Linked DNA regions of Mus musculus: region 1 is linked to region 2. Evidence: chromatin loops called from intact Hi-C (ENCODE). Cell type or tissue: left cerebral cortex. All regions are shown on one strand. Links, peaks and the distances in the headings refer to the core of each region. The heading gives the core; the rest is flanking DNA. Region 1 holds the start of LOC115489633 (a small nucleolar RNA gene). Region 2 holds the start of Cfap157 (cilia and flagella associated protein 157).

Region 1 (14,797 bases), core at 9,435-14,434, 70 kb before region 2:
GTAACAGATGCTATGCATCTTAGTAAGAGACCTAGTCCCATAGCAACTGTCGTGGCTATGGCACGGATCAGCCTCCAAGTACCAAGGGTCAGGCTTTGGGATTTCTTCTTTTTTAAGAGTTCTTTTATGTATATGAGTGGTTTTTCTGCACATATGTATGTGCACCATATGGGTGGCTGGTAGCCCCAAAAGTCAGAAGACGATGTCACATTCCCTGGGACTGGAGTTCCAGATGGTTGTAAGCTGTTATGTGGGTGCTGGGAACCGAACCTGTGTCCTCCACAAGAGCAGCCAGTGCTCTAAAGTGCTGAGCCATCTCTCTGGCCCTCAGGTGTATCGTTAATTTCATCGTCCCCATTTTACAGGTGAAGAAACTGATGCTAAGAGAAGGGATGTGGGTCACAAGGTGAGAAGTCAGAAAGCCAGTTATCCCAACCAGGCTCTTGGATCCCAGCTGATGAGACAAAAGTTGACCCACTTAATGGACATGGAAGCTGGCTTGACACTGTAGGCAGGCAGAAGATCTGCTCCCAGATGATCTCTGGTGAAACCTCCAGTGTTTCTGTCCATCATCCTTCCCTCCCTAATGCCACACCAGGGGGCTGCTTACCTTCCTCCTGCCTAAATTGCCTCTGACCTTTTAAAGCAGCAAATCCCATGGGTCCCAGTCTGGTGTTTCCCTGGACTTTCTAAGAGTCCCAGAGACTAGATTTGGTCCCTCTCTGGCACACAGGAGACTACCAACTGTATTTGAGTAACTGGTCACCCTAGACTTGATTTCTGTAAATGGATCTAGAAGTCCAGCTGAACTACTTGTCTGAGAAGCCTGGGCCAGGCACTGCCAGCAACTGGGGAACTGCTCCTAAGAGTGTCCCGAGTAGTGTGGTCATTTCAGGTGGATGCAGGTAGGTGCTGGGCTGGGCTGGAACCCAGGAACTCCCCCAGACTAAATGAGTACTCCACCGTTGAGATCCAGTTCCACCAGATGCTAACTGTGACAGTCTGAGGGCAGGGGGATACCTCTGACTAGGAGGCAAGGTGGCATTGTGGGAGGAGGTGGTGCAAGCCAGGCCATCAGGGAGAGAGAAGAGAAGCTGTGTCGCAGGTGTGTCAGCTAAGCTGCCAAGGCCTGATTTGTGGAAATCCTCCCTTAGGCTTCTCCCAGTGGGAAAAGAGGATCCCTCAGGGCTCGGGCAGGGCCAGAAGGCCGATCTGGGGGACAAGGTCAGACGGGCAGGATTTGTTTGTTCCCTTTCTCTTTCCTTTGTTTGCTTTTACAAATAGGCCCAGCTTTCAGTAGGAGGTGACAGGGATTTTGTTTTTGAGTCAGGGGCTCATGAAGCTCAGGCTGGCTTCAAATTTACCAGGTAACCAAGTGATATTGGATTCCTAATCCTCCTGCGCCCCCCCCCCAATGGTGGGAGTATGCAGTGCTAGGGGTGAAAGCCAGGACTTTGAGCATGTTAGGCAAATACTCTACCAACTGAGCCACAACACCCAGCCCTTCTCAGTGAGCCTTTTTGTTTGTTGGTTGGTTGGTTTTGTTTCTTTTTGTCACTGCCTGTTGCTAGCATTTAAAAGGGCCCACGGAGATGGGCAGATGGGCAAGGGGCACCAGTTATGTGCCAGCAACTACCTTGGTGCCACAGCTTAACCCCTCAGTGAGTCTCAAAAGTATGACCTGGGAGCTGGAGAGATGGCTCAGCATTTGGCTGCTTTTCCAAAGTTCCTGAGTTCAATTCCCAAACCACATCTCTCACAACAATCTATAAGGTGATCTAGTGCCCTCTTCTGGCCTGCAGATGTATATGCAGCAGAGCACTCATTAAGAAAAATAAAGGATGATTTGGTCTGGATACAGTGGCACATATTTTGGGAAGCGGAGGCACAAGGATCACTGTAAGATGGAGGCTAGCTTGGGGGAACATAGTGAGTTCCAGGCTAGCCTGGGCTAATGATACCTGTCTGTGTGTGTATGTGGTACACACATATGCATGAGTACACGTGTGTGTGTGCATCCTGTTGTCTCTTCAGCTTATATAAAACACTTCTGGAAACCAGAAAACCAGGAAGTTCTCACTCACAGGCTACATTACATCGCAAATAATCACTTTTTTTTTAAGAACAAGGTATCTGGGCAGGAGAGGTGGCTCAGTGGCTAAGAGTATTGCCAGTTATTCCAGAGGGCTTGGGTTCAATTTCCAGCACCTACACGGCCGTTCATCACTGCCCATAACTCTAGTTCTAGGCGATCCAATGCCCTCTTCTGGCTTCTGTGAGTACCAGGTACACACATGGTATACAGACACACATGCAGGCAAAACACTCATATACATAAAATAAATAATTAAAATAAAAATACACATAAAATAAAAAAAGAATTAAAAAAAAAAGAACAAGGTCTCCCTGGCTGTTCTGGAACTCACTACGTAGAACAGGACAGCTTTGAACTCACCTGCCTCAGCCTCCGGAGTGCTGAGTTTAAAGGTATGTGCCACCCTGCCCAGAGATAACTACTACTTTGACTTTTATTATAACAAAACAATTTCGTTTGTACTAGAAGTTCATATAAATGGAATCAAACAATAATCTATCATCATCATCTTCCCCATCATTTTTGAGTCAGGGTCTCTCTGTGCATGCAGCCCTGTCTGGCCTGGAACTCCCTATGTATATCAGACTGACTTCAAACTCATAGAAATCCGTTCCTCCTCTGCCTCCTGAACCCTGGGATCAAAGGCCTGTGCCACCACACCTGGCCTCTTTTGCACACACTGTTCCTGAGCGGAATCCATTGTTGCCTGCTGGTAGGCCATTCTTTTTTTTTTTTTTTTCTTTTTTTTTTTTGGTTTTTCGAGACAGGGTTTCTCTGTGTAGCCCTGGCTGTCCTGGAACTCACTTTGTAGACCAGGCTGGCCTCGAACTCAGAAATCCGCCTGCCTCTGCCTCCCAAGTGCTGGGATTAAAGGCGTGTGCCACCACGCCCTGCAGCCATTCATTTTTATTGCTGTAGTATTCCCCTGTGTGGATGCACTACAGAGTGTCTAGATCTAGTCTCCTGTGGATGGACATTTAGGTTTGGGGCTATGAACAAATAATGTGTGACTGTATGTCTGGAAGTCTTATGATCAGTACACATTTTCATTTGTCTTGCGCAAATAGCCAAGAATGGAATTTCTGGTTCATAGAGGAAGTATTTGTATTGCTAAAAATCAGCAAACATTTTTTTCCCAAGATGCCTGCCGTGCTTTACGCCCACATGAGGGATGACCAGCACTCCAGTTGCTCCATATTCCTGCTGGCATTTGTCATCATCAGCCTTTGTCTGATGGTAAGCAATGGCATTGATGCTGGCTTTGTTCTCCCCCACACCTTTCTTCCAAGGTCTCATGCATCCCAGGTTAGTACCAAAGTCCCTATATAGGGGAGGATGACCTTAAATTCCTGATCCCCCTGCCTCCATCTTCAGAGTGCTAGGATTACAGGTGTGTAGTAACACACGTGCGCACACATATATTTTTGAGGTATTAGTGATTGAACCCATGCCCTCATTCATAATAGTCAAGTGCCACACCACTGAGCTACACCCCAAGCCTTTTTCAATCATGTATTAATGAGTGTTGAATCCATGCTACAAAGGAGCTGAAGAATCAGCCACCACACTAGCCTGGGAATGAAGCATCTCTTAGAAAGAGGGAAAGCAGAAAAACAGCAAGGATGTACCCACAGAGATGCTCAGGGTGCCCAGGGGAGAGACAGAGAGAGGGAAGAGAAAGACCCTACCTAGTTTGGAGTCTCAGCCATTCCCCAAGGCAGGCTGGGTAGCATGGAGGCTAGTAAGGGGGAGGAAGATGAAGTGTGGGCTGACCACAGAAAGACCTGGGGACAATGGTCAGAAGCCTGGTAAGCAGAAAGGAAACTCAGGAAACAGGGCCCTGGGCCAGTGAGATGGCTCACTGGGTAAAGACACCTGCTGCTAAGCCTGACTAGCTGATTTGGTTCCCCAGAACTTGGTGGAGGGACAGAAGCAACTCCTGAACTCTGTATCCTGCTCTCTCCTCCCGCCCCCACACACACACTCAGCACGCCACTCAGCCCCATAGGCAGACACACACTAAATAAATAAATAAATAAATAAATAAATAAGTAAGTAAGTAAATAAATAAAATGTAATTAAAATAAATAAAAGGCGGCTGTAGAGACGGCTCAGCTATCGAGCTTACGTACTGTTCTTGAATAGGACCTACATGTATTCCATACCAGCACCCACACTGAATAGCTGACAACCACCTGCAACTTCAGTTCCAAGGGATCAGACTCGCTCTTCTGACTTCTATAGGCTCCTGCCCACACATGTATGTACAAACTCAAGCTGGCTCACACACATATGCATGTAAAATAAATAAATCTTTAAAAAGTTAAAGAAAGAATGAGTGAAAGAAAATAGAAGGAAAAGAAAGGAAAGGAAAGGAAAGGAAAGGAAAGGAAAGGAAAGGAAAGGAAAGGAAAGGAAAGGAAAGGAAAGAAAAGAAAGCAAGGGGTGGTGGTGGCGGGGCAATGGTGGCGATGTTGGCTTTTAATCTCCAGCACTTGAGAGGTGGAAACAAGTGGGTCTCTGTGAGTGAGGGGTTAGCCAGTCTACAGAGTGGGTTCTGGGACAGCCATGGATACAGTGAAACCATGTCTCAAAAAAAAGAAAAACAAATCAGAAGAGGAGGGGAAGGACGGAAGGGAGGGAAGGAGGAAAAGAATAGAGCCCTGGGGGGCTGGACAGATGGCTCAGTGGTTAAGAGGTCCTGAGTTCAATTCCCAGCAACCACATGGTGGCTCACAACCATCTGTAATGGTATCTGATGCCCTCTTCTGGTGTGTCTGAAGGTTGCAACAATATACTCATACATTAAATGAATAAAAAGATCTTAAAAAAAAAAAAGAAAAGAGCCCTGATTTTCAGATTCTAGGGAGCCCAGGGTTTTATTTAGGATTTAATTTCTGATCCTTCCCCTCTTATGATTCTTCTGCAAAGAACATATTGGTCTTGGAGGCTGAGGTCATGGGGCATCGGGCTTCAGCAATGTACATGGGGACATCTGCTGTCTGACTTTTGCTCAGGCTGCCTCATAGACCAGGAAGGTGTCCATTGCCCCCGGTGGTAGCTGGGACATAACCACAGATGGGATGCAACTCTAGAGTCAAAGGGGACCTAGAGATTCAGTTTCTATGGAGGACACCACCCATGCTGGGCCACGAGATGTGAGCAGGCACAGGCACGCACACATGCACGCACAGAGAACTGTTGGACAACGTGTTCACCCTCAGGTTCCTTTCCTCCCCCAAAGAAACAACTCCTGTGTGTCCCACTGCTGCCATCAACCCGGGGCTCCCCAACTGGACATCCCCACCCTTGTGGAACCTCCTGGCACCTTGTCCATCTGTTCCATGCTTCTGTCTACACAAAAGCAATGGCAATTTTTTGTTGTTGTTTTTCGAGGCAGGGTTTGTCTGTCTAGCCTTGACTGTCCTGGAACTCATTCTGTAAACTAGGCTGGCCTCGACTTTACAGAGATCCACCTGCTTCTACCTCCTGAGTGCTGGGATCAAAGGCCTGCGCCAGTGCTGCTGGGCCGCATGGCAATCTTTGAGACAGTAATGATTTTAGTGATTGTTCTATAGTGTGTTAGGTGAGGGTTGGTCTGGTGCTGTGTATACAAATGCTAAATTCTGAACCCCAAGCCAGCGGAGAGTTGTGCACCGGCCTTTGTTATGTAAACCTTGCTCCCCAATTTAAAACTATTGGATAATAAAAAGCTAGAGCCCTCGATTGGACAGTAGAGAGAGAGAAGAGAGAGAGGAGGAAGCCCTGCCAGGAAAGGAGATGGGCCATGAGCACATGGCCGGAGAAGTCCTCCAGGAGGACAGACTGACGGAGCGGAAATAACCCAGGGGAGACTCAAACAGCAAGTAACACGGAGCATATGTCTTGGATGTAGGTGGGAACAGGACAGAATCTGCCCCGATATAGGCTTGTGGCTTGTAAAATAACTCCAACAAGTGGTCCTCTGGCACTGACACTGATGCGATGCACGGGCATGACCCCACAAGTAAGTACTGCAGAGCTGGGCGTGGTGGCGAACTCCTTTAGTCCCAGCACTCTGAAAGCAGAGACAGGAGATGTCTGTGAGTTTGAGACCAGCCCACTGAACAGAGCAAATTCTAGGACAGCCAGGGTTACACAGAGAAAACCTGTCTTGAAAAAAACCAAAAAATTAATGTGTATGTGTATGGGTGTGTTATCTAAAAGTCTATCTGTGCAGCACTTGTCTGGCACCCAGGGAGACAGAAGAGGGTACTGGATTCCCTGCAACTGCAGTAAAAGGTCATGAAAAGGGATTTGAACCAAAACATGTGGCACCAGATAGTCACCTGTCTTCATTACTGAGATTTTGACACTCCCTCAAATTTTGTACCCTAAATGTTAGGCACCTCCCTTCCGTCCCTGTCCTTCAGGTTTTCTTAGTCTCTGTTTGTTCGTTTATCATTGGGACGGGTTCCCGTGTAGCCCAGGCTGGCCTCAGACTCAGTTTGTACTTGAGCTTCACTGAACTCCTGATCCCCTTGCCTGGGATTACAGGATGAGCCGTCTTACCGGACTCTCCCTTTACAATCCTAAAGCCTTGACTCTTCACTGCTGGCTGTCACTTGTCAGATGGCCTTACCTCTGTCATGCAGCCATCAGCAAAAATCCCTCTCCTTTTCTTTCCTGCTCTCTCGGGCCAGGCTGCTTGGCTAACAGATCCGGGTGACACCCTTAGGCTGCTGTCCAGCCGTGTAGTTACAAGAGCTGTTTGTGTCTTAGCAAGAATCTCCCTGTATATCCCAGCCTCCTGTCTCAGCCTCCTGAGTGCTGGGTCCTGGGTATCTAGGCCACCTCAGGCTGCTGACTAAGGGAAGGGACACGTGGGAAGGAAGGACCTGGAAGGCCCCTGTCCCAGTTCCTATCCATACAATACCCAAAGCCAAACAAGACTGAAGTCACTGTTGCTAAAATTCCTGTCCTGGGGGAGACCTAACAATGGCTCTCTCCCCTCACGGTCTCATTGACAAGCCAAGGAGTGAAGCTGCCAACATTCTCCCCGAGGCACCAATGAATGCGTTTATTGGGCTCCTTACAGAGCATATTTGAGGGGTTACACACACATTTGAGGGGACCCTCCACCCATAGCCACATAGACGAAGTGCCCTCCCCTAGCTCTTCCCCACCTATGCACCTTAGCCTCTCCGGGAGGCCACGTGCAGTTAGGGTAGAACTGCACACTGGCTGGGTAGAACTGGCTGGGAATGGGCTGAACAAGGGTCCCAGCTGGGCGACGCTCGTGAGGAAACACCTGGAGATGGTGGGTGGATGTTTGCCTTGGATGGGCACTAGATCCAGGTGCCAGTGGACACCCTGTGACAAATGCAGCACCTTCACTTTCCTTTGTGGAAGGAAGAAACCAGTGTAGAGAGTCAGGGCTGCTCTGCTCACTGCTCCCCCTGCTGGTCACCTCAGAGTGATGGCGCCATCTGAGGTCTGCCCCTCAGAGCTCATTCTTATACACCCACCTTGTTCATCAAATATGTGTGTGCCTCAGGTGTGCTGGGGCCTGCTCTAGGTGCTGGGGATACAGCAGCAAAGAGCTAAAGGGCTCAGTGCGGTGGTGCTCAGCTTTAATCCTAGCACTCAGGTGGCAGAGGCCGACGAATCTCTTAATCTGGCCAGTTTAATCTGGACTACACAGAATATTCCAGGCTAGCCGAGGTGACACAGTGAGAGCCTGTCTCCAAAAAATAAAATAAAGTAAAAAATAAAAAAGAGGGGCTGGAGAGATGGCTCAGTGGTTAAGAGCACTGGCTGTTCTTCCAGAGGTCCTGAGTTCAAATCCCAGCAACCACATAGTGACTCACAGCCATCTGTAATGGGATCCGATGCCCTCTTCTAGTCTGCAGGTATATATGCAGATAGAGCACTCTTATACATAAAACAAATAAAATTTTTTAAAAAATCAAAAAGATTCGAGGCCAGCCTAGTATACAAAGTGAGTTCCAGGACAGCCAGGGCTATACAAAAACCAAAAAAAAAAAAGGAGGACAGAAAGGGAAGAGGGAAGTGCTAGGGAACAGAGGACATGAAGGAAGGAGGGGAGGGAAGAGAAGGATGGGTATATATATATATATATATATATGGATATGGATATGGATATATATATATATATATACATATAGTTATATAGTTATATACAGAATATATATTTTATAAATATATAATTATATATAGTTATAGATGATATATGGTATTTAATTGATATATGTGACATGTAATGTATGGCATGATATATAATATATACAATATATAATTTTATAGCATAATTATATAATCATATATTATATACTACATATCACACATTACATACCGCATATTACACATTACATGATATATATTTCACATTATATGTGTGTGTGTATATGTGTGTGTGTATATATATGTATATATATTATATTATATATATATATAAATTCTCTTGTGTCCCAGTGACATGATGAAGTTATGTCATCATGAAGAAGGACTGCAGGCAAAAACCGAAGAAAATAGAGACTGGCAGCTTTGAGGCCAACCTGGTCTACAAAGTGAGTTCCAGGACAGCCAGGGCTATACAGAGAAGCTCTGTCTCAGAGAGAGAGAAAGAGAGAGAGAGAGAGAGAGAGAGAGAGAGAGAGTTCTGTTGCCACAGTTAAGTTGGCCTCCAGAGGACTGACGAAACTGAAGGACCAGAAGCTCGACCATCTAAGACATCCCCGCCCTACAATAAGTGGGTGGATTTATGTAACAACAGCAAGAGCAGGCTCAGTCACGGAGCTCCCAATTGGCCTACATGAAGCCCTCAGTCTCCTGATGTTCCTCCTGCCCACCAGCAGGTGGCGGGGGCAGCCTGCATCTGGACGATGGTTTCCAGGCTCTGCTTTCCAGAGAGATAAAAAAGGAAGCCGCTCTGGCTCCAGGGGCTTCTAGCTTCTTCCCCTCTGTGTAAAGAGTTGGGAAATCTCAGGACTAGAGAGATGGCTAAGCAGTTGGGAGCACTTGCTGCTCTTCCAGAGGACCCAGGTTCAATTCCCAACACCCACATGGCAGCTCATAACTGTTTGTAACTCCAGTTCCAGGGGGATCTGACACCCTCACACAGATATACATGCAGGCAAAAAACACCAATGCACATAAAATAATTTAAGAAAATATTAGGGAAAAAAAGAGTGGACATGTAGCCAAGGCTATCCTTGAACTCTTAATCTTTCTGGGATCCAGCACCAAAGAGTTTTGGCTGGGACTATTGCTCATTGATAATGTGTGTGCTTAGCACAACACACACAGGTAACAATAAAATAAATCTTAAATATTTAGAACCAGGCTCATTTCTAAAGTGCCAGCCCTGGCGAGATTGAGGCAAGAAAAATTATAAGTTTGAGCCCAACTTGGATTAATTCAATTCTGAGTATAGATTTAAATATCCCCCCCCCCTTTTTTTTTTCGAGACAGGGTTTCTCTGTGTAGCCCTGGCTGTCCTGGAACTCACTTTGTAGCCCAGGCTGGCCTTGAACTCAGAAATCCACCTACCTCTGCCTCCCCAGTGCTGGGATTAAAGGCGTGCGCCACCACGCCTGGCTTTGATTTTTTTTTTTTTTTTTTTATTACTTGTGGAATGAAAAGCAAAGCAAAAAATATGCAGCAGGAAATCAATCTCGCTGTGGTCTAATCACACTGTTCTAGGGCTCTCGGTGCTGCGCTGAGAGGGAGGAACCTAAGGGTCAATGACGGGGATGGGTACAGTGACATCAGAGAGGCTAATCGTACGTCCAGAGAAGTCAGACAAGAGAGATGGCTCTGCAGTTAGGGGTACTTCTAGTTCTTGCAGAGGACCTGGGTTGATTCCCAGCGACCACATGGTGGCTCACAACTGTCCATAACTCTAGTTCTAGGATGTACATGATACACAGACATACATGGGCATACCGTTAATCCTCAGGAGGCAGAGGCAGACGCAGGCAGATCTCTGTGAGATCTGCATAAGAGTTCCAAGCCAGCCAGGGCTACACACAGAAACCCTGTCTCCAAAACAAAACAAAAACAAAAGCAATAAGGCCAAGACTGACTGAGGAAGACGGACATCCATCAACGGCCTCCACATGCATATGTACTCGAACATGCGCACGCGCACACACACACACCAAAATAAATAGAGCAAGAGAAGAAAGGCATGGGAGAGAAAGGGGCCTGGCCTGGGATTCAGCATGTGGCAGTCGTCCTCCCCCTCCTCTGTGAGGGCTCAGCACAGGGAGCTGAGGTCGTAGGAGTATCCTGAGGCTCTCAGTGAATCCTAGCAATGTACTGAAACAGCTCTTGGGCGGCTCTGCAGCTGCTACTGAAGGTGCATCAAGCCCCAGGGTGGGATGTAGCTAACAGATGTCTTCAGATCACTGGGAATCCACTCTGTTCAATAACTGCTATTTTTGTTCTGGGAACCAAACATCTGCTCTAACGGCTCCTCTGGGGACCTAGGGCGAGGCTGTGATGTGTTCAAGGGGGAATTATGTCACAGCCTAGAAAAGAGGGAAGGAGTCTTGGGGATTAAGAGGACATCAGAGGAGGAGGGTCCCTGTGAAGAGGAGGATGAAGATCCACATGGGGCAGCAAGCTCCTTGTAATGGACAACCAGACTGGAACCTATAGCCAGCCCCCTCCCATGCTCTCCCTGTAGGAGGCACTTAAGATACCTCTTAAGGAAGGGTGAGGCAGAAGGGTCCTAGGTGGGGAGGAGGGGTCCTATATGGGGAGGAGGGGTCCTAGGTGGGAAGGAGGGTAGTAGGTGGGGAGGAGGAGGGTAGTAGGTGGGAAGGAGGAGGGTAGTAGGTGGGGAGAAAGGGTACTAGACCTGTGTGAGTACCATAGGACTCCTCCCCGAGTCTATCTGCTCCTGATTTGGACAGAGATACCAAACAGGACATAGATTCCAGGGCCCAGGTCTGTGCAATCCTTTCGAGAAGGAGGAAAGAACTGGGCAGCCACAGTCAAAAGACACTGGCTCACAGAGAGGTAAGGGCCCCCAGAGCTCTTACTGTCAGTGGGCAGGAAACACTAGGCTGAGCCACACCCCCAGCTGGGCCTGACTCTGGGGTGACTATCAAGAGAGAGGGTGGCTAATGTCAAGCATGCGTGAGTGTGGCAACAGAAGTGGGTACATAGACAAAGGGTGGGGGAAGGGAGGGAGGGAGCACGGGGAGGGAGGGAGCATGTAGGGGTTAGAAAGACAGCCTGTGTTTAATGTTGATGCGAAAGACCTTTCTTGGTGCACTGAGAGCTTTTCAGGACACAGCGCTAAGGGTGGGGTGTGGGAAGGGGGCATGGGATGAGGATGCCTGTGATGCCGGCAGGAGCTGAGGGAGGCTTAGTTGTGTTAAGAAATGATATTACTAGGGGCTGGAGAGATGGCTCAGTGGTTAAGAGCACTGACTGCTCTTCTGAAAGTCCTGAGTTCAAATCCCAGCAGCTCACAACCATCTGTAATGAGATCTGTTGCCTTCTTCTGGTGTGTCAGAAGACAGCTACAATGTATTTAGATATAATAATAAATAAATATTTTTTTAAAAAAAGAAAAGAAAGAAATAGTATTACTCTACAGCGATGCTTTCTGGATCTAATGGGGACATTTCTGTATGACAGAATCCCTCCTAGGGAGATTCAACATACACACACACACACACACACACACACACACACATCTATTCACCTCAGACAGGGAACTCAAGACAAAACCAAAGTAGAGACACCACTAAAGTCCAATTTGAAGTCAGGTGTGATGGCACACACCTTTAATCCCAGAGACAGGTAGATAGATCTCTGAGTTCAAGGCTAGTGTGGTGTATACAGTGAGTTCTAGGACAGCTAGGGCTACAGGGGAAAAACAAAAACAAAACAAAACAAAACAAAACAAAACAAACAAGCAAACAAAAAACCACCTTGACCATTACATTCTCCATTCCTTGCACTGTTTTAGGAACATTTTCTTAAAAAAAGAAAAAAAGCCGGGCGTGGTGGCACATGCCTTTAATCCCAGCACTCGGGAGGCAAAGGCAGGTGGATTTCTGAGTTTGAGGCCTGGCCCCACTGTCTCTGTTTATGTCCAACGCCAGGCTGAGCAGAGGGACCACTCTTTTGGCTCTTACCTGCTAGGCTAAGATCCTGAGGCTTGGTGTCAGACAGCACAGCTCACCCTTGTGCAAAGCTGTGCCCACCAGGGGGCGCGATGCGAGTGTGTATGAGGGTGTGCACACATAGCCTCTCTTCCTGTGAGTGATTCTGTTTCTTTGGGAGGAAGCCGTCCATTTCCCTGAGTTTTAAAGCAGGTAGCTGGGAGTCTGCCTTAGCCTTTCACACCTGTGCTCACTTTAAGGAAACGTTTCTTCCCGTGTGTTTGCCCCAGCACAACACCATCCAACCTTGACTTTTCAAAGAACCCTTAAGTTCCCACTTCAGGGATCTGATGCCTCTAGCCTCTGCGGGCACCTGCATCCACATGCACATAGCCATACTCAGACAGATACCCACATACAGATAATTAAACGCTTTTTAAACAACATCTCATTGCAAAGACTGGATGTAGTGGCCCACAATGACAGTCTGGGTACTTGGGAGGTGAGGGCAGAAGCTCCAGAGTTCAGGTTCATCTCTACTGCATAGAAAGTTCAAGATCACCCTGCCTACCTGCACTCTACCATCTATTACAACATTTAAACATCCAGAAGTGGGGGCTGGTGAGATGGCTCAGCGGTTAGGAGCGCCGACTGCTCTTCCAAAGGTCCTGAGTTCAAATCCCAGCAACCACATGGTGGCTCACAACCATCTGTAATGAGATCTGATGCCCTCTTCTGGAGTGTCTGAAGACAGCTACAGTGTATATAATAAAAATAAATAAATAAATATTTTAAAAAAACCATCCAGAGGTGGTGTATAGCTTTTTCTGCAATCTTTATGGAGATATGTCCTGGATCCTAGTGTGGACTCTTCCCCTAGGCAAAGCCTACACTGAGGCTGCTCACATGCATTCTGTGTTTCACATCTGCCTATCTTCTGCAGTCCTTTGATCTTGAGACTAATATACAGGCGCACACACACACACACACACACACACAGCCTGTCAGCTTGAGGGCAAAGTCCTAGACTTAGGTGGTACAGGTCCAGCTCTTCTCTTTAGATCTCTGTGTGTGGATGGGGAGATGACAAGGCAGACACATCACTTTTTGAGAAACCCTGTCTCAGGAGGCAGAGGCAGAGGCAGAGGCAGGAGGATCTCTGAGTTCAAGACCAGCCTGGTCTATAGAGAAAGTTCCATGACAGCCAAGGCTACACAGAGAAACCCTATCTTTAAAAAAAAAAAAAAAAAAAAAAAAGAGAGAGAGAGCCACAACATTATTTACTTTATGTGCATGTGTCTGAGTACACTCATATGTACTACATACATGCAGGAGTCAGAGGAGGCTGGAAGAGTCATCAGATTCCTTAGAACTGGAGTTAGAGGGTCGTGGGCTGGGCTGTGGGTGCTGAGAATCAAACCCGGGCCTCTGAAAGAGTAGCCCGTGCCCTTGACTGCTGGGCCACGTCTCCAGCCCTCTCCTGTAGACTTCTTTAGATTGCTCCTGTGCCGGAGAGACAGCTCAGTGGGTAAAGGCATTTCCAACCACACCAGCCAACCTGTTTGATATCTTGTTCTCACGTGGTAGAAATGTAAACCGACTCACACAAGCATGCAATCCTCTGAACTCTACAAGTCCACACACACACACACACACACACACACGAATAAACTTTTTTTTTTCCTTTTTTAAGAAAATGTTCCTAAAACAGTGCAAGAAATGGGGAATGTATGGCCCAGCAGTCAGAGGGGGAGGGTGGAATGGGCACAGAAGAACACAGCTGGCGAAGCAGTTTTGAAGCAGAGTGAGGCAGATGCATGCCCCAGACGGCGGCCGGTGAAGTGGCCCAATCTCTGCTCTCAGGGATTGATCTGCATATATCACAGCACCCAGTTGCTACCAGTTGCTACTCTCTAATTCACCCCATTCGTATTTCTTGCTAAGGTGTTTTCTTATTCTCGGATCCTCCAGGCAGCTCTCTTGTAAACTGTCCTCAGCTCGGATCTCTTCTCTTACCACCCTGTTTACCTGGCCAGCTCTCCCCACCACGTGACCCGAGCGTAACTCCAAGGATTCTTCCCACGCCTGCAGCAGGTCTGCAGCGAGCTCTGCAGAGGCTGCGGGCCACGCATGCGTAACTGTAAGCGCACCTGCGCCTCTGCTGGCCAGGGAGGCTAGACTTCTCTAAGCATCCTGCGGCATCATCCCGGTCTGGTCGCGCTCGGGGCTGAGGTGGAGTGATGGGCAATGAACCTGATTGGGCTCAAATTCCCGAGGTGATCTGATTCCTGTCGCTGATACGTGCATAACAAGCTGCCCACATAGCCAAACCTCTCCTTCTGCCATAGACTGCTTCCTGGGCTCTGCAGCCTCCACTGGGCATCAGGAGATGAGGGCTGGAGTGGAGTATCTGGTCTGCATTTACAGCCTTATGACTTTGGCCTGGTAGCTTAACCTTGGCAGGCCCTGAGAAAATAATATCACCAACTTAATGGAGTAGGAGTAAGAGCCCAATGAATGCTGAGTATTTTGTGATGTCTCAAACTTTCAGCCAATGCAGAATACAGATAGCTCACCT
Region 2 (10,720 bases), core at 2,169-7,168:
CTCTGCTGCCTCCCCAGCCCTGCACGCCCTGGCCACCCCGTTGCCGTGCTGAGTTCTTCTCCTGTGCGATGACACCCCATCTTGTCCTCTGAAAAGCAAGAGAGTAATGTGTTGTTTTTTAAAAATGAGCATCTTCTGTATGTATCCCACAGTAAGTTCACATGCAAGCTCCACACTGCAGAAGCGTCAGAACTCCGGACCGAGTGAATTCTCCCTTATTTATGACCCCGTGACCTGTATATAGCCCTGTCCCGCGTGTGCACATTGCTTGAATATGGAAAGGTAGATGTGTGGGTGTCTCTCCAAGCTTGGTTGGATTCATTTCTGTCCTTGTTGGTGTTTGTTCCCCGGATAGGACATGCTGAGGGAGTGATGTTCTCGCTAGCCCCTGCTCGCTCCCTGTTCTCAGCGATGAGCAGACACCTCTGGAGGCTGGCGTGGAACGAGCCTCCTCTTTGCACCTATGGGGGAGGCTTAGGGTGTCCACAGGAAGCCAGTCTGAGTGCCGGCCAGTGTGGTCTCCAGAGCCTGGCACTGCTTTCCCTGATCTGTGTCCATACTGTTGTAACAAGTTAAGCCCTTCAGGCTAAATCAGCCTGCCTAGTGCCCTCGGAGCCTCCAGAGTTAGGTCTGACCAGCCCCCTGCTTGAACACAGTTTGGATAGAGGCCAAGGGTCAGGGGTGGGCTGGAAGCTGTGAGTTTGGCACTCTGGTCAAGGGTGCTTTGCTGTAGGAGCTAGGCCTGAAGAATGGGGGCCCTGCTGCTTAGTCAGAGTCCCCTCAGTTTAAGATACTTCATCAATCTTAAGTTTGTGTAGTGTACAGTCATGTGTCATTGTGGTTGTATGAAAAGGATCATTTTATTCTTTGTATTAGTCATCACTGTATAAAACATAGCTAGCTATAAAGCAGAAATTCCAGAAGCCGATGCTGGAAGGATGGTCTCCACCCTCAGGACGCAGCAGCCCCCTGAGCATGCTGCTCACCCTGCTGCTGTAGTCGTGAAACAAAGACAGTGGAAGTCACAAAAATGTCCCCAGCCCAGTCCCCGCCCCTCCCTCCCGCAGATTTGTACGTATTACTGTGTCTCGTGCTGTCTTCGCAAACGTGGTGTACGCCTGCCGCAGGTGTCCTGTGCCCTTCTCCCTCCCTGACTCTAGAGTCTCTCTTCTCCTTAGTTCTCAGGCCTCTCCCCTGCTCCTCTCCAGTGAACCTTTTCCCTTAGGACTGAACCACACTAGCACCGGTTGATTTCTTCTGTAGCGCTTCTCCCATCCCTTCCTCCGGTCAAGCAATGCTCATGCTTCAGGATCTTGTTTGTCGAACATGTGGGGTTTCCTTTATGTTATTTATATAAATAATTTCTCAAATGGATATTTAAAAAAAAGCTAGTCTGTCTTGAAACTTGTTAACTTGAAACTCTTGAATCTCAGTGTTTAAAGTATGGAAGCACAACCGTGTACCGCTCTGTACCGTCCTGTACTGCAGCATTTGAGTCTAATAAAGACGTCAGCTCTCACTCATGGTGCCTGGGCCCACTGCAGAGCTGGTTTGACTTTGAGGACTATAGAGGAGGCCAGCCACCCCACAGCTGGGGCTTGGAGGCTTCTGGATCCAGGGGGTTGTGGCTTGCATTGCATCTGTACCTATCTCCCATCTGGGGTACAAAGCTTGGCTCTAGCCTCAGGCAGAAAAAAGATGCTGCCTCGGCGATGGGCATCCATCTTTAGTCCCAGGACTTGGGAGGCAGAGGCAGGGGGATCTCTCGAGTTCAACCAGTCAGGCCTACATAATTAGTTACAGGCCTAGCCAAGGCAACATAGGGAGACACTGTCTCAAATGAATGAATAAATAAAAATAAATAAGGACCTGCCTTGACATGAAGAGCTTCTTTTCAACCGTCTAGAATGCCTCTGCCACAGGCGGGTCTCTGTCAAGGCCAGCCTGGTGTACAGATTGAGTTATAGGACAGCCAGAGAAACCCTGTCTTGTAAAACATAAAAAACCTAGTTAGTGCTGGAGAGATGGCTCAGCAGTTAGGAGCGCTTCTGAGGACTGGAGTTTGATGCCCACAGGATAAGAAGTCACAACGGCCTATAACTCCAGTTCCAAGAATCTGACTCCCTCTTCTGGCGTCCTTGGGAACTACATGTAGATATACACAACATTTTGTTTGTTTGTTTTTTGGGGGGTTTTGTTTGTTTGTTTGTTTTTGTTTTTTCAAGACAGGGTTTCTCTGTATAGCCCTGGCTGTCCTGGAGCTCACTTTGTAGACTAGGCTGGCCTCGAACTCAGAAATCCGCCTGCCTCTGCCTCCCGAGTGCTGGGATTAAAGGCGTGTGCCACCACGCCCAGCTACATTTTTTTTTAAGTCAACTAAACCTCTGTAAAGCCTCAGCTCTCTTGTCACAGTAACAGAAAATGACACTTTCACTGCAGGAAGGAATGTATCAACTCGAGGTTACTTTGTAGATTTTGCACCTGTCCCCAAAATTTTTGCCCAGGGGAGTGTGTTGGGGAGCAGAGGAAAGTAACATATACACACCTTTCTTAGGTCCTAAAGACAAACCAAAGTTTGATTCCACCAAAGGTTCCCCTGGAGAACCAATGAGAGTTTACTGGGCTCGGAGCTTGAGTGAGGGCGACAACTGGGAGCCTGGGGAAGCCCAAAGCTGTGTCGCTGGAGATTTGATGTCTACAGAGATGGTGTTCCCTCCTTCTTCTTCCCCAACCTACATATACCAGCCCCCTCCCCCAAACCCTGAAGCCACATGCAGTTAGGGCAGAACTGCATACAGCTGGTTGGGAGGGGCAGCTGGATGCACAGGTGGGCCCAGGGACTGCCCCCATCCCTTCCTAAAAGGGAAGGTCAACAGTGAACAAGCTCAGCTGAAGTGAGCTTCGCAATCCCAGTTGAACACATGTGGATGGTTGCAAATGTGGCTTGTAGAACATCCCACTCAGCTCCTCCAAGATTCCCTTTCTAAGCAGACTATGGTGAAGACAGCCATGGAGCAATCACGCCAGGCCTCTCATAGATAGGTGTTAGGTGGGTCCCCTGCCACTACAGATGAGGAAGCTGGGGCTCGGAGGGATGCAGGCTTTGGTCAAGCTCACTCCTGGGAGACTTCAGATAACTGGGCCAATGTCAGGTCATCAGAATGCCTGGAATGGGATCCAACACAGGGACTTGAATTCTATTTTTAAAAAATATTTATTTTATGTATATGAGTACACTATGGCTGTCCTCAGAATCACTAGAAGAAGGCATCAGATTCCACTGCAGATGGTTGTGAACCTCCATGTGGTTGCTGGGAATCGATTTCACAACCTCTGGAAGAGCAGCTATGCTCTTAACCTCTAAGCCATCTCTCCAGCTGCGGACTTGAATTCTAAACTGAGTAAGAAAGCAGCATAAATACCACTTATTCCTTCTCCCTCGCACTGTGGGAGTGGACCTCTAGCCTCTTTCTGCTGTTTAGGCTTTTGTTCACTTGTTCCTTGTTCTGTTTTATTATCACTGTACTTGTGTGTGTGCAGTGATGTGCATGCAGAGGTCAGAGAACAACTTTTCTTCTTCCACTGTTCTGGGCATTACAGGCAGTTTTACCCAGTGAGCCATATTGCTGGCCCATGTTTTCTTATTTTGAGACAGACTCGAGCTAAGTTGCTCAAACTGACCTTGAACTTGTGTTGTGCCCCCACCCCCCACCCCACTCAAAGAAGCTGAGACTACAGGTATTCATGGCCATGCTGGGCTATCCTCGTCTTTTCTGACATCTATTGGCCCAGGCTTTCTTTATTCCTCTCCACCGTAATTCCACCAAACAGCAAAGAACCATACTGTCCTCTGTACCATACTGTCCTCTGTACCATACTGTCCTCTGTACCATACTGTCCTCTGTACCATACTGTCCTCTGGAAGCCTTAGCTCTTAGTGTCCCAGAGCTCAGAGGAAACCTGGGGCCGCTCCTCCAAAAGCTGTAGCACACCTTCAGTGTGGAAGATACTGCAGCAGGCCAAAGCACAGTCAAAGCAGAAACTGCTAGCCCAGTAGCCCTGGATCCCAAACCATAAGCTGTGGCTCCCATGGAGTCGGAATTACAGGGGCTGAGAGAATCTGGCAGACCCGAGCGGCATCCCCTCTAGGGCTTTGCATATGATAGATATTCCCTTCTGTGACATCCTCAAAGTGACACCAAGTGTCCAGTCATCACTGAGTATAGTGATGGTCCGTCCCCAAGAAAGCCTGGGGACCAAAGAGCAGACACCATCATGAACCAAAAAAAGCCCAGTGTGCCTGGTATGATGGCTCAGTGCTGAGAGGCTGGAGACGCGAGGAGCCAGCTAGAGCAGCTGCCAGCAGGATGCCCACTGGCTCCCATCCCATACCTGTATGCTGACCCCTGACTCCAGGGGACAAGATCAAAGCTTCAGAAGAACTTCATCTACTTGGGATGGCACTGGACAGATTGATCCCTGCCACTAAGCTTTAAAGATCTCCCAAGCTGGGCCTGGTGGCGCACACCTTTAATCCCAGCACTTGGGAGGCAAAGACAGGCGAATTTCTGAGTTCAAGACCAGCCTGGTCTACAGAGTAAGTTCCAGGACAGCTAGGGTTAAACTGAGAAACCCTGTCTCGAAAAACAAATACACACACACACACACACACACACACACACACACACACACAAGTAAAGATCTCCCGAGACCCCAGCATGGGAGCCTCCAATACAAAATGTGTGGCTGTGCCACCAAAGAATTGGCAGGTTGGTCTAGGCAGAGGCACACACTAGCCTGGGGGCTCAGCAATTGTTTCTGATTATCCCAAAGTCCCAAAGGCTAAGGTCCTTTATGATTCTAATTTATTTCCATTTGAGGGAAGGAAAGGTCTTCCTGGAACCCAAACTTGTACTCAAGAGCCTGGTATCCTGCTCTGAAAAAGCTAGGCCTAGGCCGGACACAGGATCCTGTCAGGAAGAGGACAGTAGCCCTTTAAAACCCAGCCTCACTGTTGCTATGTATGGAAACAACTTCCTTAGCAACTACCTGGCTTCTTAAAGGGGACTTTAAAAAGTGGTTGCCATCAGCCATGGCTCCAAAAAAGAAGCCAAACAAAGGAGGCAAGGAGATGCAGGGCAAGAAGATAGGGGGCAAGAAGGATGCCAGTGGGACCAAGACTCCAGAGTTGGCCATGGTGGAGGAGCTGAAGGAATTCTACCACAAACAGATCCAAGACCTGGAGGACAGGCTGGCCCGGTGGGTGGCCAGCAGGGAAGCTAGTGCTACCAGGCCAAATGCACACAGGTTCAGATAAGGGCCTTAGACCTGGGCTCTGGCCAGGCCCTATCCTTCCCTGCTTCATTTACCTCAAGTAACCAGGTAACCCTGCGAGTGCTGAGAGGGTAAGGGGATTCCCAGAGCTCGGGGAGCACACTGCTAAATCCCAAGTAACACCCCACCCCCACTCTGGTCCACCCCCACAGGACGGCACTGTAAACATTAGAAAAGTGTAGTTTAATTGGTGGAAGAAATTGAAAATGGTTTTCCCTGGTGACCCAGGAGGACACCTCATTCCCTAGTCCCTTATGCCAAGACCCTGGTCTTGTTTCTCCAGGCTGGGTCTGTTTCCCTAAGTATTTGTTTTGTTTTAGAGACAGGATATTACTCTTTAGCCCAGGATAGCCTCAAACTCATGTTGATCTACCTGCCTCAGCCTCCCAAGTGCTGAAATTATAAGTGTGGACCATTATAGGTTCCCAAATGGGAACTAAGGAAGGGGATTTTCCTACTCGTGCCACTCCCTCTTGGGGCTAGGTTCCTTTGTGACAGATAGCAGGGAGGGGTCCTTCTTAGCATTTAGAGATACTATTTGCTTATTGTTTTCCCTACTTTAATACTAGCTTTAGGGCTGGGGAGAAGGCTCAGTGGCACTTGCCCCTCATCACCAGGACTCCCAAGGTAGAGGAATAGAACCAATTCCTGCAGGCTGTCCTCTGACCTCTGCTGCGCACACATACGCATGTACACACATAATCAATAAATCAGACACAACAAAAATGTCTGTAAGAATATAGTTTCTGCCAGGCGTGGTGGTGCATGCCTTTAATCCCAGCACTCAGGAGGCAGAGGCAGGTGGATTTCTGAGTTCGGGGCCAGCCTAGTCTACAAAGTGAGTTCTAGGACAGCCAGGACTATACAGAGAAACCTTGTCTTGAACATCCCCTCCCCCAAAAGAATATATCATCTAACCTGGGCATGGTGGCACATGCCTACAGTCTCAGAAGGTTTGTTCTAAGTTCCAGAAGGAAAGGAACTTCGCCTGGACTATAGGGTAAGACCTCAAAAGAACAAGCCTCAAAAAAACAAGCAACACAAAGGTAACTTGCTGACAGGAAGCACCTGCCCCAGTCCCAAAGTGTAACACTTAAATAGGAAAGTAAGTGGGCAGGGAAATGGCCCAGTGACACCTGCCAGTCAAACGTGAGGACTAGAATTTGGATCCCCAACACTCATACAAATAAGTGTAGTGCCCACCTGCAGTCTCAGTGCATGGGATGTGGAAATAAAAGGTCCCCCTGGAGCAGTGTTTCTCAACCTGTGGGCCTTGACACCCCCAGACTACCAGAAAGTGCAGATACTCACAGTCTGTAGCAGTAGCAGGATTAGAGCTATGAAGTGGCAATGAAAGCAATGTTATGGTTGGGGATCACCATGGCAGGAGAAACTACGTATTAAAGAATACAGTGTTAGGAAGGTTAACAATCACTGCTCTAGAGCAGGCTAACTAGCTAGACTGGTGAACTCGGGAGCTCTGGGTTTAATTATATATGGGTTCAATGTATAAAGAAGAGAACCTCTATCTCCTTATCTATAAAATGGGTATAAGACAACAAGGCAGTGGAAGCTCATATGGTTGATGCTGAGAAAAATCACAGCTGGCGCTGAGCAGTTGTGTACCCAGGCAGGGCCGTGCGTCTCTGCTTAACACCATCCCACAAGAAAGGCACACACGGGGAACTGGGGAAATCACCCCAGGAAGAAGAGGCAGCAGGATGACAGTCCTGACCTTTGACACCTCTTATGGCAGACTGCCTCCTCTCCACACAAAGGCACCCATACCCTGAAACACCTTGTACGCACTACTCATTCAAAAGGTTTATCAAGAAATCCTTACAAATAAAGCAATTCTCCAAATGCTTCAGTAATCTTGTTTGAAACCAGTAAATAAGGCCCTCTTAAAATTTACAAACGATGCCTGGAGAAATGGCTCAGCAGTTAAGAGCACTGACTGCTCTTCTAGAGGTCCTTTTTTTTGTTGTTTTTTTGTTTGTTTGTTTTGTTTTTCGAGAAGGAGGTTTCTCTGTGTAGCCCTGGCTGTCCTGGAACTCACTCTGTGGACCAGGCTGGCCTCGAACTCAGAGATCTGCCTACCTCTGCTTCCTGATTGCTGGGATCAAAGGCGTGTACCACCACGCCCAGCTTCTTCTAGAGGCCCTGAGTTCATGGTGGCTCACGACCATCTGTAATGGAATCCAGTGCCCTCTTCTGGTGTGTCTGCAGACAGCTACAGTGTGCTCACATACTCAGGTGTCCTTCACCCTGACCTTGATGGGGGTGGGGCTCTCTGCCGCTCACCAGCTACCCAGCCTAGCCAAACTGTTACACCTTAGATTTACTTACACACACACCTTTAAAACAGAAAGACAGTCTGAATGCTGAGCACAGGCCTCCAGGCGTGAAGCACAATGGGGGGTGCAGACTATGGGAAACTTCAGGTGGCCCCTTATGGAAGAAGGGTCTGGGAGAGCAGGCCCTGGCTTGACCCTGCGTCTCTGCCCTGACCCACCCCAGGTATCAGCGGAAATGGGATGAACTGGCTGTGCGGGAGAAGCTGTTCCATCAGGAGTTCGAGCAGCTGGCCAACAACAAGAAGGAGATTGTGGCCTTCCTCAAGCGCACGCTGAACCAGAAGGTGGATGAGATCACAGACCTTAATGACCAGCTGCAGAGCCTGGAGGTGGCCAAGGATATGGAGAAGGACGCGTTCGAGGCCCAACTGGCCCAGGTGCGCCATGAATTCCAGGAAATCAAGGACCAGCTCACCACAGAGAACATCGCCCTCGGTGAGGGGGCCAGGGGACCTATGGGCACACACTAAAGGCAGCAAGGCCCAAATCCACAGCTGTCACTGGCTGCGGCGGGGCCTCACCTGGGAACTAGGGATACCACAGCTCCCTTGGGTAATAAGAGCTGTATGCCACTTCAAACACTATCTGCCTTAATTGTCCTTGCATTCCCAAGGCCAGAGATGCTCTCCCTCCCGCAGCTCATAGATGAGGAAATGCTTCAAAACAATGGAGGATTTTATCTATGCCACCCATCTGAAAGGGGAGGTTGCGACTTGTCTGCCCAGGGTCAGCTGCTGCTGTCTCGGTCACTCTTATGTGGGGAGGTTTCAAAGGGGACTTTCTGAGGAGGATCTGAGCAAGGTTTGCTGAGCTTAGAGTATGTGGTAAGGCAGAAATGCAGTGGCTGTGCGGGGCCAGCCATGGCACGTGCAGACCAGTCCTGTTGGGGAAGGTGGCGAGGTAAGACAAGAAGAAAGTTTACGACCTCAGAGGGGTGTGGGTCAAGGCTCTCAGCAGCCGCTCCTCACCAGCCTTGTGGCCCCTGATGGGCAGGGATCAAGCTGAGTTCCCTGGAAGAATTCCGGCTGCAGAAAGAGGAGCTCACGGAGAAGTACTTGGCACTGGAGGAGCAGCTCCATAGGCAGGAGGGCGAGTACAAGGAATACGTGTACAACCTGGAGAAGAAGTCTGTGCTGGACAAGGACAGGTGGGCAGGCCGGGGCCACACGGCTCTCCTCAGCTTTCTAGAAGGGAGCCATGGACTCCACAGCCTCTGTCCCCCAGAACCCTGACTGGGATGTATGGGGGTGGGGATGAAAGTGCCCAAGCTGGCACTGGACACTCCCTGCCTTCTTGTCACTTCTTGTTATGGTGTTTATTTAATAGGTAAGAATGTTTCAATGGGCCAGGCAGTGGTGGTGCACACCTTTAATCCCAGCACTTGGGTGGCAGAGGCAGGTGGATTTCTGAGTTCGAGGCCAGCCTGGTCTACAGAGTGAGTTCCAGGACAGCTGGAGCTACACAGAGAAACCCTGTCTGGAAAAAAAACAAAACAAAACAAACAAAAAGAATAAGTTTTTGCCGGGCGGTGGTGGCACATGCCTTTAATCCTAGCTCTTAGGAGGCAGAGGCAGGCAGATTTCTGGGTTCAAGGCCAGTCTGGTCTACAGAGTGAGTTCTAGGACAGCCAAGGCTATACAGAAAAACCCTGTCTTGAAAAAAAAAAACCTAGAATGTTTCAATGGTTCAAATTTCAAAGGTCCAGAGATTCTTTGGGGAAGAGTCTGGGTACCCTGGGACTACCGCCCCAAAATAAGGGATACCAAGACTTATACCCATCTACTTGACTCCCAACCCCACCCTCCTGGCAAGGCTGAGGAAAGAGATTATCCAGCGTGTGAACCTGGTGGCCACAGAGTTCCGAAAGATGGCCACCAACCAGATGTGGGAGACGACCAGGCGGGCCATCCTAGAGAACAACAGCGTGACTCTGCAGCTAAACAAGGTGTCCAAGCATGGTGTGCAGCTGCTGCAGGAGAATGAGCAGCTCAAGGGCACCCAGAACAAGCTGTGCCAACAGCTGGAGATGCTGGAGAACACCCAAGAGATCATGGCCAGAAAGAACATAGGGCATAAGAAGGTAGGACCACCATGCCATGCCCTCCTCGTGTGACCTATGCCAGAACCAAGTCATGAGTGGGAAGAGTTTACAGTGAGGTCCCAGGCTTTCCTCATTGGGGTGCTGGCCCTAGCTCTGGAGTCTATTTGCCCCATAACTAAGTGGAGCCCACCTCCTGCCTAGCTGTTGTCCAGAGGTGGTGTTGGCCTGCCTGTATGTGGGAGCAAGCCCTATGTCATATCTTCAAAAGTGAGCTAGGGGTGGGCTAGGGTCCCACGATGGGTCTGTGACACCTGCCCACCCCTGCAGATTATCCTCATGCTGACCGAGAAGTGCCGCCAACAGAGAAAGGGCACAGAGGAGACGGAGCAACTGCGCCTCCTGCTGTCCCAACTGGAGCAGAACTTCCAGAATGTGCAGAGGGACAACCAGACCCTGAGGCGAGCCGGAGCTGGGTGGAAGTCAGCCTGGGGATGCCTTTGCCTAGAGCCTCAGGGTTTGGACTGTCAGACAAGTTGAAGCCTGGATTTAGAAAGGCTTCACAGAAAAGGCGGGGCACAGGGAAGAGGTGGTGCCTGCCTGCCCCAAGCACAAAGATGGGGCAAGCTGCATGCTGTTTTGTCCCGGAGCAGGAGTGAGAAAGACCAGCTGGAAGCGCAACTGAAGGAGAAGCAGGCAGAGGCAAATCGGCTACAGGAGGAGCTGACCAAGGAACAGAAAATTCGGGCAAACCTTAAAACAGTCCTGATCCAGGCGACCTCCATGCTACAGGACATTGTGCACGTAAGCAAACAGTGTGGGAGATACCAAGAGGCTGCCAGGGCAAATCGTAGAGGGCCTCTTTCTGGAGAGGCTGATGGCCAGACTCCTTTTCTCATTCTCGATCTAAATGAGTTGGGTCTAATCATAGCAGGGACTAAGGAGGGGGAAGCAGGAGGATTCCAAATTCAAGACCTGACTGGAGCTATAG

What was found. Hi-C counts contacts between places; a loop is a spot of excess contacts. Peaks named below come from ENCODE experiments on the same cell type or tissue, not always from the same donor. Only the 100,000 strongest peaks of a DNase experiment are listed, where the experiment ranks them.
Region 1: it touches region 2 in a loop (5-fold over the local background); 38 of 42 quality-filtered maps call a loop at or near these places.

Annotation. Positions count from the first base shown.
Region 1 is chr2:32,851,930-32,866,726 of GRCm38, reverse strand. LOC115489633 (a small nucleolar RNA gene) reads right to left here and starts at 1,681; the gene lies at 1,560-1,681. In left cerebral cortex, for the core only: CTCF peaks have their summits at 12,124, 12,323 (motif pointing right) and 14,382; DNase peaks (open chromatin) are centred at 10,397, 12,328 and 14,338; H3K4me3 peaks cover 453 bases; H3K27ac peaks cover 1,174 bases.
Region 2 is chr2:32,778,760-32,789,479 of GRCm38, reverse strand. Cfap157 (cilia and flagella associated protein 157) reads left to right here and starts at 5,075. Exons shown (of 9, transcript NM_025619.1): 1 at 5,075-5,259; 2 at 7,855-8,126; 3 at 8,685-8,838; 4 at 9,504-9,771; 5 at 10,060-10,190; 6 at 10,383-10,533. The coding sequence starts at 5,093. Stxbp1 (syntaxin binding protein 1) reads left to right here. Exons shown (of 19, transcript NM_009295.2): 19 at 1-1,873. In left cerebral cortex, for the core only: no CTCF peak of the experiment used is centred there; DNase peaks (open chromatin) are centred at 2,749, 2,987 and 5,013.